2 separate regions of the Mus musculus genome follow, and region 2 is linked to region 1. Evidence: chromatin loops called from intact Hi-C (ENCODE). Cell type or tissue: heart. All regions are shown on one strand. Links, peaks and the distances in the headings refer to the core of each region. The heading gives the core; the rest is flanking DNA.

Evidence for each region. Peaks named below come from ENCODE experiments on the same cell type or tissue, not always from the same donor. Only the 100,000 strongest peaks of a DNase experiment are listed, where the experiment ranks them.
Region 2: it touches region 1 in a loop (9-fold over the local background); 32 of 42 quality-filtered maps call a loop at or near these places.

Annotation. Positions count from the first base shown.
Region 1 is chr1:170,837,517-170,842,899 of GRCm38, forward strand. Atf6 (activating transcription factor 6) reads right to left here. Exons shown (of 16, transcript NM_001081304.1): 5 at 4,170-4,296; 6 at 3,165-3,368. Among named protein-coding and RNA genes, the nearest start is that of Gm25235, 7.3 kb to the left of the region's middle. In heart, for the core only: a CTCF peak has its summit at 2,338 (motif pointing left); no DNase peak of the experiment used is centred there.
Region 2 is chr1:170,629,469-170,634,851 of GRCm38, forward strand. It overlaps the pseudogene Gm7299. Among named protein-coding and RNA genes, the nearest start is that of Olfml2b, 12 kb to the right of the region's middle. In heart, for the core only: a CTCF peak has its summit at 3,112 (motif pointing left); a DNase peak (open chromatin) is centred at 3,123; H3K27ac peaks cover 294 bases.

The DNA.
Region 1 (5,383 bases), core at 273-5,272:
TATAAAATGGAGAAATGTACTAAATGTATTAATGTATTAAATTATAGAAATATATACCTAGGCCAGATATACAAATAAAAGTATATATGTATTTAAATATATGAACATATGAACAAATACTGTGTTTTTTAACAGTACCGAATAAGACATTAAGTTAAGCTGCCATTAAAAAGATATACTCACTCTAATGTAAATTTGAAGCCAAGGATTCCTAAGTGAATATCCTTACTTCTCAGGGCACTGGAGTCTGAACCCAGGGACTTGTACATGCTAGGAAGGCCTTCTACCACTAAACCCTGGGTGGCAGTGAGGGGGTGGTTGACAGGATCTCACTATGGAGCTCAAAGCTGCCTGGAAGCTGCTGTGGACCCAGGCTAGCCTCAGCTCACAACCTTCTAGCTTCAGCTTCTCAAGGGTTGGGATTACAGGTACACCAGTGCCCGAAAGTACTCTTCTCTTAACAGCAGAAAAATAGCTCAGCTACACAAGATAATCAGGGTTGTCTGTCAGTTTCTATGGACTGAGAAAATACATAATGAGAAACGATTATTAAGAATTTAGCTATGGTTTTAAATGAATTTGTATTGGATAGAAAATAATATATGGCTATAAACCAAGCTCTTAGGATACTGAGAAAGGATTTTTGAGTTCAAGAAAATAATGACACTGTAGTATAAAGTTAGAAAATTTAACTGAAACCAAATTTCAAAGCATTAAGCCTGCAGGAATCACATCTATTCCATTTTTCTTTTTTGTCCACATAGTATATGCATGTACGTGTTTTCACGTGAATGCACATACACGTGAGTGCACATGTGTGTGGAGGCCAGAGGCTGCTGCTGGGTACTTCTTCAGTGGCTCTCTGCCTTAGATTTGAAACGGTCTCTCGTTGAAATTGGATCAATTGGCTAGACAGGCTGGTTGGTGACCTCCAGGGATCTGCCTACTTCTAGAGAGGCACTAGGGCACCCAGCTTTCCATGTGGGCGCTGGGAATCTGAGCTCAGGTCCTAGTGCTTCTGCGGCAAGCGCTTTACTGATAAAGCCATCTCCCCAGCACTTCCTTCTTCTCATTCCAAGGTCAAATTTTTTAAAAAGTATGAAAGATACATAATTAAACTTCAGATTATAATATTAATACCAAAGATTATATTATAAAAACAAACCATTTTATTGGCACATGCTCATCAAAAATATAGTTTTCAGATCATATAAAATTATTGAAATTCAAAATGTATACTTTTAATCTCTGGAACTGATAAGCTGCGCAAAAAAAAAAAATCTATCTTTATCTTGCTAGAGATCTCGGGCTGGAGGTGGTGGCGCACACCTTTTTTAATCCCTACACTCAGGAGACAGAGGCAGGCGGATCTCTGAGTTCCAGGCCAGCCTGGCCTACAGAGTGAATTCCAGGACAGTCAGGGCTACACAGAAAAACCTTGTCTTGAAAAACAAAACAACAACAACAAAAAAACAAAAACAAAAAAAGATCTCCTATCTCTCAAACAGAGCCAAGAGTTTACAGCAAACTCTTGAGGGTACGCCCTCGTTTACACGCTGCCATGCTAAGGTCATACTTCGGCTTTCATGCATGTGCTTTAACAGCTGTGGGAACTCTAATGAGGTTCTTCATGAATTTAAATTCTTAGCCTTGGAAAGATACAAATCATTTTGAGGTCTTAGAAATACTTTAGGTACTAGTCCTAAAACTCAATTTATGAATATACACTAAATCTTGTGCCTTATTTCAAAGAGTTTATCAGCCCTTAACATCCATTTGCAAATCACAAGAACACTTATTCCATAGGCTCGCTACTTTTCCTATTTAAAAAAACAAATAGGATGCTGCTCCTGAATGAAGGCGGGCATTTCAAATTGTTTGTCTGTTCATTTTGTTCTTTCATTAGGAATAGGTTTTCACCCATACAGCCACTCCCTTGTTTAGTTCTTTTTATCAATGTTCTATTGCCCATGGTTGAGATCAAATTTATGAAGCCTTTCCCATTGAAACGATGCTCCAGAGAAATAAGCTAACCAATCTTAAATGCAAATATGAACATAAACACAAATGTAACGTTGATGCTTATTTACAGAAGTCCTATTAACTCCTAGTGCTGATGAGGGCCAATAAATTCAATCTGGAGAAATGAGTACTGCATAAATTTTCTCATAGCCATGTGTACACAGATTGATATAAGTACAGTGATGACTAAGCTGCCTAAAAGATGTCACATATCTCAAGATTATCAAGTCCTCAGACCTGAATTTCTTTCACTAGTTTATAAACCCTTAACATCCTTTTGACTTTCTTGTAGAATCATAAGTGCATGAGGCCATCTGGTGGATAAAATATAGAAAAACACCAAATCTGAGCCAGTTGGCAAGTCAGGTCTTCTAAAACCTAGTTCAATGCCCTGCTTATCAAACTACACAGTCTCCTCAGAAATTAAGAGCCAGATTTATTGCTCAACACATCCCTGATTTGAAATGGTCCTTATTATTGTAAGTCCTAACCACCCCTAAAACAAAACAAAACAAAACAAAACAAAACAAAACAAAACAAAACAAAACAAAACAAAACAAGACGGCCACAGCCAGAATAATCTCAGAATAAAATAGCAATACAAACGTCTCCCAGAGTTTCTTCCTCATTCTAAGTGGTTTTATATCAAAAACCTCAGCCAGCTGTGGCACACACCTCTAGTGCCAGCATTCAGGAGTCAGAAGCAAGCAAATCTCTGCTGGTTTGAAGCCAGCCTGCTCTATTTACAGAGTTCCAGGCCAGTTAAGGATACATGACATTCTGCCTCAAAAAAGAAAGAGAAAAAGGAAATCAAGAAGAAGAGGGAGGAGGAGGAGGAGGGGGAGAGGAAGAGGAGGAAGAAGAAGAGAAGGAGGACACCACCACCACCACAACCACAACAGCAGCACCTCGAATACAGATATCATCACAATAAAAGCTGTAAGAGAATAAGAAGCAACAGTTATGATCAGTATTCTGTCTCTGCAAAGGCAGGAACCATATTAGTCATCTCTGCAAAATCCTGAGAACCAAGGGACATTTCCTGATGTGATGGCCCATGCTCAAAAAACTTAATACAAATTAAAATAAAGTGTGTAATATAAGCCTTATATTATACAGAGCGTCATAGTCTCCATGGGTACCTTTGGTGGGCGCAGGCTGTATGCTGATAATCGACTGCTGCTTTGCCAGTGGCATAAGGGCTGGTAGTGTCTGAATGATGATGGCTTTTGCTGGGACACTGGCATTGGTTTGAGTCTTGGGCGCTGCTGGAAGTAATAAAGGCTTGGGCTGAACTGAAGGTTTTGAACTCATCTGAATTTTTTTCTTTGGAGTCAGTCCATGTTCTAGAGTTTAAAAAAAAATTTTTTAAAAATTTTAAAAAACCTCCAAGTCAATCTGAAGAAAGTTAAGAAAAGCTATCACATTCCATACTGTCCTCTATGTATTACCCTAATCACGTTCCATACTGTCCTCTATGTATTGTCCTGACTTCCGAGTAACAATCACCAATGAGCGTACGCACAGCTACTCTGTAGCTGAACAGACTGAAGAGAACGTCCTACTCTGAGATCATCCTGTGCAGCTCTGGGAAGGGGGAACATGAACTGCTAAAGGTCAGGTCAAAATTACTGACTGACGCCCACAGCTTAAGGAGGTGAGAGGCGTCACCTCTTTCACTCAGTGTCTTTAACTGCACTGCTACAACCTCTCCTGAAGATGACGGGGTCCACGCCTATTCTAACTATTTTTCACAAAGACCATCATAAAACATTTTTCCCCTTGACTTTTTCAGTTATTATTCAGAACAACAAAAAAATAAGATGTAATTTAGGGGCTTTAAGTATACTGGTTGTTTCTCAAGTGGGCCTGGATTCTGCAACAGCTTATAACTGTCTACAATTCCAGTTCCAGGGGATTTGAAGCCCTCTTTTAGCTTCTGGGGTCAGGAAGCATGCACTTGGTTCACAGACATATATGCCGATAAAACACTTGTACACATAATAAAATAAAATAAATAGACTATTTTTTAAATGCAAGCCAATTTAATAAATATAAGCTTAATCCAAGATTTGCCTTTTAAATATGGAACTTAAGTTGTCTAAAATGGAAATAATAGAAGTTGGGAGAGCGAGAGCGGCAGATACCTGTTTTGTTTCCAGGACCAGTGACAGGCTTCTCTTCCTTCAGTGGCTCTACAGAGGAGGGGCTATTACAGCTGTCGCCATATAAGGAAAGGGGGGACTGAGAACTAGACAACAAATCCAACTCCTCCTGCAGTGAAACACAAAAAATTAATGAGCAAGGGTATAATCTTTGAGCAACAAATTACTTAAAAAGAGAACACGATCTTACTTAAACAGAAAAGTGCCACAGACAGCTTAATGCGAAGATAATGCACAGTATAAGTGACTATTGGTAAGTCAACGCTCACGGACCCCAGAGGAAAGACACTGAAAATGCAGCATCTTATGCCGCACTCGCGAAGTAAGCATAGACTGTTCATCTGTTCCCACTTCTCCCCACCCACTCTGGTCTTCCCTGGTCTGTAGTCATACAGACAGCGACTTATCACCATAAGGCTAGAGCTACGGCTAATATCCCTTCCCATTTCTTTTATTCACCCTTAAAAGAATTTTAAAAGCAAAGTAATTCTATTAATTCTTTATCAACACTGCCTTCTTCCACAATAAGGGAGATTAATCTTAAAATAAACAGTTATTTTACTTAATGGATGAACAAATAATATAAAGATGTATTAAGATGACTTTAACAATTCTCTCTTAATTTTCAGTGAATCTGTCATGTTTGTTAGGGTAACATAGGAAAAAATTAAGATTCCCTTCTAATAACACAGAATAAAGTAGGCTCAAAAAGTATAGAAAAACTAAATGTTAAAGATAAACTATATGGTTAATATATGGTTAATATAAGAAAATGCAGGAAATATCTTTGTGGTATATAAGCACAAAAGAACTTCTTAAAACTTCCAAATTGGGCCTGGAGCTAGCTAAGCAGATAAGAACACTTGTTCTTCAGCACCCACCCAGTGGCTCACAGCCATCTATACTCCGGTCCTGGGGTACCTGACATACTCTTCTGACCTCTGGAGTCACCAGGCATACACATGTAAGTGCACATATATGCATATAGGCAAAACACTGATACATATAAAATAAAATTTTAAAATCTAAAAGAAAACTTAAAAAACAATACCAACAAAACAAAACACTTCAAAATTAAGCCAAGAAGGAAAGAGGGTATATGTGGGGGCATATATGAGTAATTGAAAATTAATAAGTTTTACTTAACAAGACTGCAGCCGGGCAGTGGCAGCACACGCCTTTAATCCCAGCACTCA
Region 2 (5,383 bases), core at 159-5,158, 210 kb before region 1:
TTCACTGGACCTAGAATTATTTATAACATCTGGAAAGATTGTATCAGAGTTGTAAAGATTAAATGAAAGTATCAATTTTCAAATTTCCAATGGAAATAAGAAGTGATTAATTGTTTTATATGTTATATATTTTACATATAAAATAACAAACGTAACATTAGACTTCTCTATTTATTTTTAATGTTGGAGTTTGCACTCCGGGCCTGGCATATCCCAGGCAAAAACTCTACTGCTGAGCTACCTTCCCAGACCTCATTAACATTAATGGAGGGAATGGGAAGAGTCTTAGCTGAGCATTACCGAGAGCTGAAGTCTGCCTAACACAGTGAGATTCCCCATTCTCAGTGTCTCAGCTTAGTGATGTTCTTCTCAGTATCTCATACCATTCTTCATCCTCAAGCCTGGGCTAAGATGGAGTCAGGTTTGTATGAGAACCTTTTTTTTTAAAATTACATTCCTGTGTGTGTGTGTGTGTGTGTGTGTGTGTGTGTGTGTGTGTGTGTGTGTGTGTGTGTGTACATGTGCATGTGAAGGTCAGAGGACAACTTGAAGGAGCCAGTTCTCACCATTAACCATGTGGGTCCCTGGCTACTCAGGTTGCTAGGATTAGAGTCAGGAGACTGTCAGTGTCTTTGTAACATACTGAACAGGTGTCTGAAATTGCTTTTATATTTTAATTGTGAGGATGTTCACACTTACGGCTATAAAGAGCGTAAAGCATTATTTTCAGTTATTTGTGATGAGCTTTCTGGAAGACATTGGCATTTGGAACAACAAACAGAGGAAGCAAGATCTACCCTCAGCCTAGATAGAGTAAATAGATTTAAAAAAAAAAAAAGTTCTTATCTCTTCTAGAGCTGGGACAGCCTTGTTCTCTGACATCAGAATCCCAGGATCTCAGACCCTCGACTTCATACTGAAAGTCATGCTTAGCTCTGATGGTTCCCAAGGTTTTGGATTTAGACTGAGCCAAGGTGCAGGTGGCAAAGCATGGGACGCGCGACATCTGGAGTGTGTATAAATAGGACTCAATGGGCAGGGAAGGCACATTTGCATGGCTAGCCTTACAACGATTTGTTTGTTTCACATCTTCGTCTTTGTGTTCCCTGATCTTCACTTTGTTGAGAGGAGCCCAGCAGAGAGCTTCTCCTGAAGTCCAGGCTGGTCCTGGTCACACCTGCTGGCTCATGCTTATTCGATGGAGGCCTGGTGGTTTCTGCTGAGTCATGCCACCACTACTGATTCATGTTTGGTATCCTGATACTATTGAATTACTACTGGTATCCTGACAAAAAGGGATTGGAATTGCCCTAAAGGAACTATTGTAAATGGATCCACATCCCCTTGTCCTATTTACCATCTTTTCTCCCCTACCTTTGGATGGTGGGCTAGAAGGGGGGGGTGTCGAAGTATTTGAAAACTCTTATTAAAAGTTGGCTTTTTGCTCTTCCTGTAAGCGGCCAGAGGTCACCTGCCAAGATGGTTCGCTACTCTCTTGACCCAGAAAACCTCACAAAATCATGCAAATCAAGAGGGTCAAACCTTCGTGTTCACTTTAAGAACACCCGGGAAACTGCCCAGGCCATCAAGGGTATGCACATCCGCAAAGCCACCAAGTATCTGAAAGATGTCACTTTAAAGAAGCAATGTGTGCCATTTCGGCGGTATAATGGTGGAGTCAGTAGGTGCGCCCAGGCCAAACAGTGGGGCTGGACACAGGGTCGGTGGCCAAAAAAGAGTGCTGAATTTTTGCTGCACTTGCTTAAAAATGCCGAGAGTAACGCTGAACTTAAGGGTTTAGACGTAGATTCTCTAGTCATTGAACACATCCAGGTGAACAAGGCACCTAAGATGCGCCGACGAACCTACAGAGCTCATGGCCGGATTAACCCATACATGAGCTCCCCTGCCACATTGAGATGATCCTCACTGAGAAGGAACAGATCGTTCCAAAGCCAGAAGAGGAGGTTGCACAGAAGAAGAAGATATCCCAGAAGAAATTGAAGAAACAAAAACTCACGGCTCGGGAATAAATTCAGCATAAAATAAATGCAGATAAAGTTTTTTAAAAGGTTGGCTTTTTAAAAAAATCGAAGCCTACAGTACCCCTGTGAGGAAGACCTCCTGTACACTCCCCAAGATGTGTCTGATTCCCTCTTCTCTACGTCTCCCCAGAGGGATGCATGCTCTTTTACAGAGATGGCTGCGCCCTGGAGAGAAGGAGCCCATTAGACCTGGGCTCTGCCTCTTAAGGGGCATTGGTTCTAGAAAACCCAAAATGTCGCTGTAGCCTTCCAGTCAGTCAAGAGGTTTGTGGAAGTCGAGTGACTGAGCGAGTTCTTACCTTAGGTCTGACACACAATTGGTCCAGTGAGTTCTGAGACTTCTCTGTGGTGGTTTCTCCAGGTGTTAGTACATGGTTAGACTGGGCATGCCTGGTCTCTGACAAAATCCACACAATGGTTCCCAAACCTATGGGAGAGCCATTAGAGTGAGAAAGATTAACTAGAAGCACTAGAGGTGTCTCTGTCTAGGAAAATAGTGACCCAGAAGCAATGCTCCATTCTGAACGGGATTGCAGAATGTGTGGAGAAGAGGACTAGCCTCGTGCAACCTTCAAGTCTTGAAAGGTGCAATGGAAGTGGTGTGGTTTGTTTGGATGGGAAATGGGCCCTACAGACTCACATCTTTGAACATTTGGTCCCCAGACAGTGGCTCTGTTTTTGTTTTGTTACGGAAGCTTTAGGAGGTGACCCCCACCTCTTAAGATCTCACAACGGGGGTTCAATTTCAGCTAGAGTTTGGGGGGGGGAGATATTTAAACCACAGAAAATTCTTAAGAAAAATATACAATGAGAGATAAGTTTCTTCCCCCCAAGAAGTAGAAAACAGATAAAATAGCACAATCACACTGGCAGACCTGGGCATGAGACAGTTTTCCTGACGCCTGTTGGCCTTTACCCAGATGAAGGAGAGGGAAGGAGGAAAAGAATCTGGTTGGAGTTGGAGGAAATGAACTCAGATAGCAATGTGATGGGTTTTGGAAAATGACACCAGACAGCAGGTGTCACTATACCCCAAGTCTGAAAGCTGAATCTTCCAAAGTTGAGTGAGTGCCATCTGCTGGCTGGGCTCCGTCCTGCCATGCCTCTTCCTGCAGGGCTGTCCTAGAAATTCTGCTTAGGCTAGAGATTCAATAACATGCTGGACACCTGTGCATGACTCCCTGGGAATCCTAGCAGTACGCCATCAAATTCTATGATTGAAGAGCCAGCCCTTTGAGACACCAGGGAAGTTAAGCCCTTTAAGCCAGGGTTTGCAAATTTGTACTAAGGTAATTACCAAGTTATAGGGAAAGAAAAAGGCTAAGCAAAGTAGAGTATATACCCTGTAGTGGTTTGAGTGCGAATGCCCCCCCCTTAATAAGCTCAAATATTTAAATGTTTATTTCCCAGTCGGTGGTCAGTTTAGGAAGGATTAAGGGGTGTGGCCCTGTTGGAGGAGCTGTGGGCTTTGAGGTGTCAAAAGTCCGTGCCAGGCCCAGCTTCTCTCTGTGTCTGTTGTCTTCAGATGGGGAAATAAGCTCTTAGCTACTGCCACAGTGCCATGCCTGCCTGCTGCCATGACCCCCACCATGATGGGTGTGGATTAGCCCATGAAGCTGTAAGCAAGCCTCCAGTTAAACTCTTTCTTTTATAAAGTGCCTTGGTCATGGTGTCTTTTCACAGCAATAGATCTGTAGCTAAGGTATACCCTACCCAAAGACATTCAAATTCATAAACGAAAACAAACGAAAAATAATAGTGCTGGCCTAGTTAACACATCTGCAGCCTATGACGAGCCATTCGTTCAGGTAAAAGGTGAGCGAGTACCCAACATCATTGAGCCTCGAATGCTGAGGACACACAGAGCATTGGTGGAGATGCTAGAGGCAGGGTAAACAGAGCCATTGATGGAGATGCTAGAGGTAGGGTAAACAGAGCCATTGGTGGAGATGCTAGAGGCAGGGTAAACAGAGCCATTGGTGGAGATGTTAGAGGCAGGGTAAACAGAGCCATTGATGGAGATGCTAGAGGCAGGGTAAACAGAGCCATTGGTGGAGATACTAGAGGCAGGGTAAACTGGGCCATTGGTGGAGATGCTAGAGGCAGGGTAAACAGAGCCATTGGTGGAGATACTAGAGGCAGGGTAAACTGGGCCATTGATGGAGATACTAGAGACAAGATGCTATTACATCTTCCGTTGATGTAATTTACTTCTTTCCTCATTCAAAGGGTACCAATTGCCCAAGGGGTGGGACACAGTGCAGGAGACTTAGGGAGACCATAATCCAGCTTTGTCTTCATGAAGCTATCAGACACTGGAGCATGTGACCTGAGTTCAGCAGTCTGAGAATTTCAGAGGTTTGTGAAGGTTTTCAAATGCTTATACCATTTTTTCCCCATATCACCTAGACTGACTTTTCTTTAGTAGGACCTTAAAATAATTCTCTTTTAAAAAAAAGTTTAGGCTCAAACAATAATCATGGAGTAATGAGTTTTACATTTTTAAAAATTTTTAATTATAGGAGTGGGTTTTTGTTTGATTGCTTGCTTGTTTTAAACTGTGCATGTGCATGTGGGGTGTGTGTGTGTGTGTGTGTGTGTGTGTGTGTGTGTGTGTGTGTGTGTGTGTGTGTGAGTGTGAGTGTAGAGCCTGAGAATGCCAGAAGATCCCCTGGAGCTGAGGCTACAGGAAGTTGTAAATGCCTGACATGGGTACTGGGACCCAGACTCAGGTCCTCTTTGAGAGTAGTATGTACTCTTGGCCAGAGTCATCTCTCTACCCCACCCCCTATATGTTGTTTTTCTAACACACTTCAAAATGAAAACCAAAACCAAAACAAAAACCTAAAGAGCAATTAAAATTAAAAGTGAGCATCTAGCACCTGAAATATGACCAAGTGCTCCGGACAGAATAAATGTCACATGCTGGAGAGCAGAGAAACCTCACTTCACAGGTGTGAGTGTACCAGGGTTGACTCGTGAACAGATAAGCCCTGGGTTCTAGGTGGACTAAGAACTGTGCTCTGATGATGCACACTCGGTGAGTTTGTTTTCTCTCCCATGGCATAAAGGAAAAGGTGTCTGTTTTCCCGGCATGGCTTAGAGAAATGGGGAGAGGTCGTAAACCATCCTCATCCTACAGCCAGCTACAGTTCAACAACCAGGCTCAGCTGAGACAGGAGACGTCCACCAAGAGTGACCAGCGAATTCACTCATTGCAGCCAACCTTGGGATAGCCAGGCTACCCCTCCCCTGTCCCTTACCTGGCATACAGTAGCTCTCCAGTTAGAATTTAGGGATTATCAATTAATTAATACTCATTAAACTAGAATTTAAGG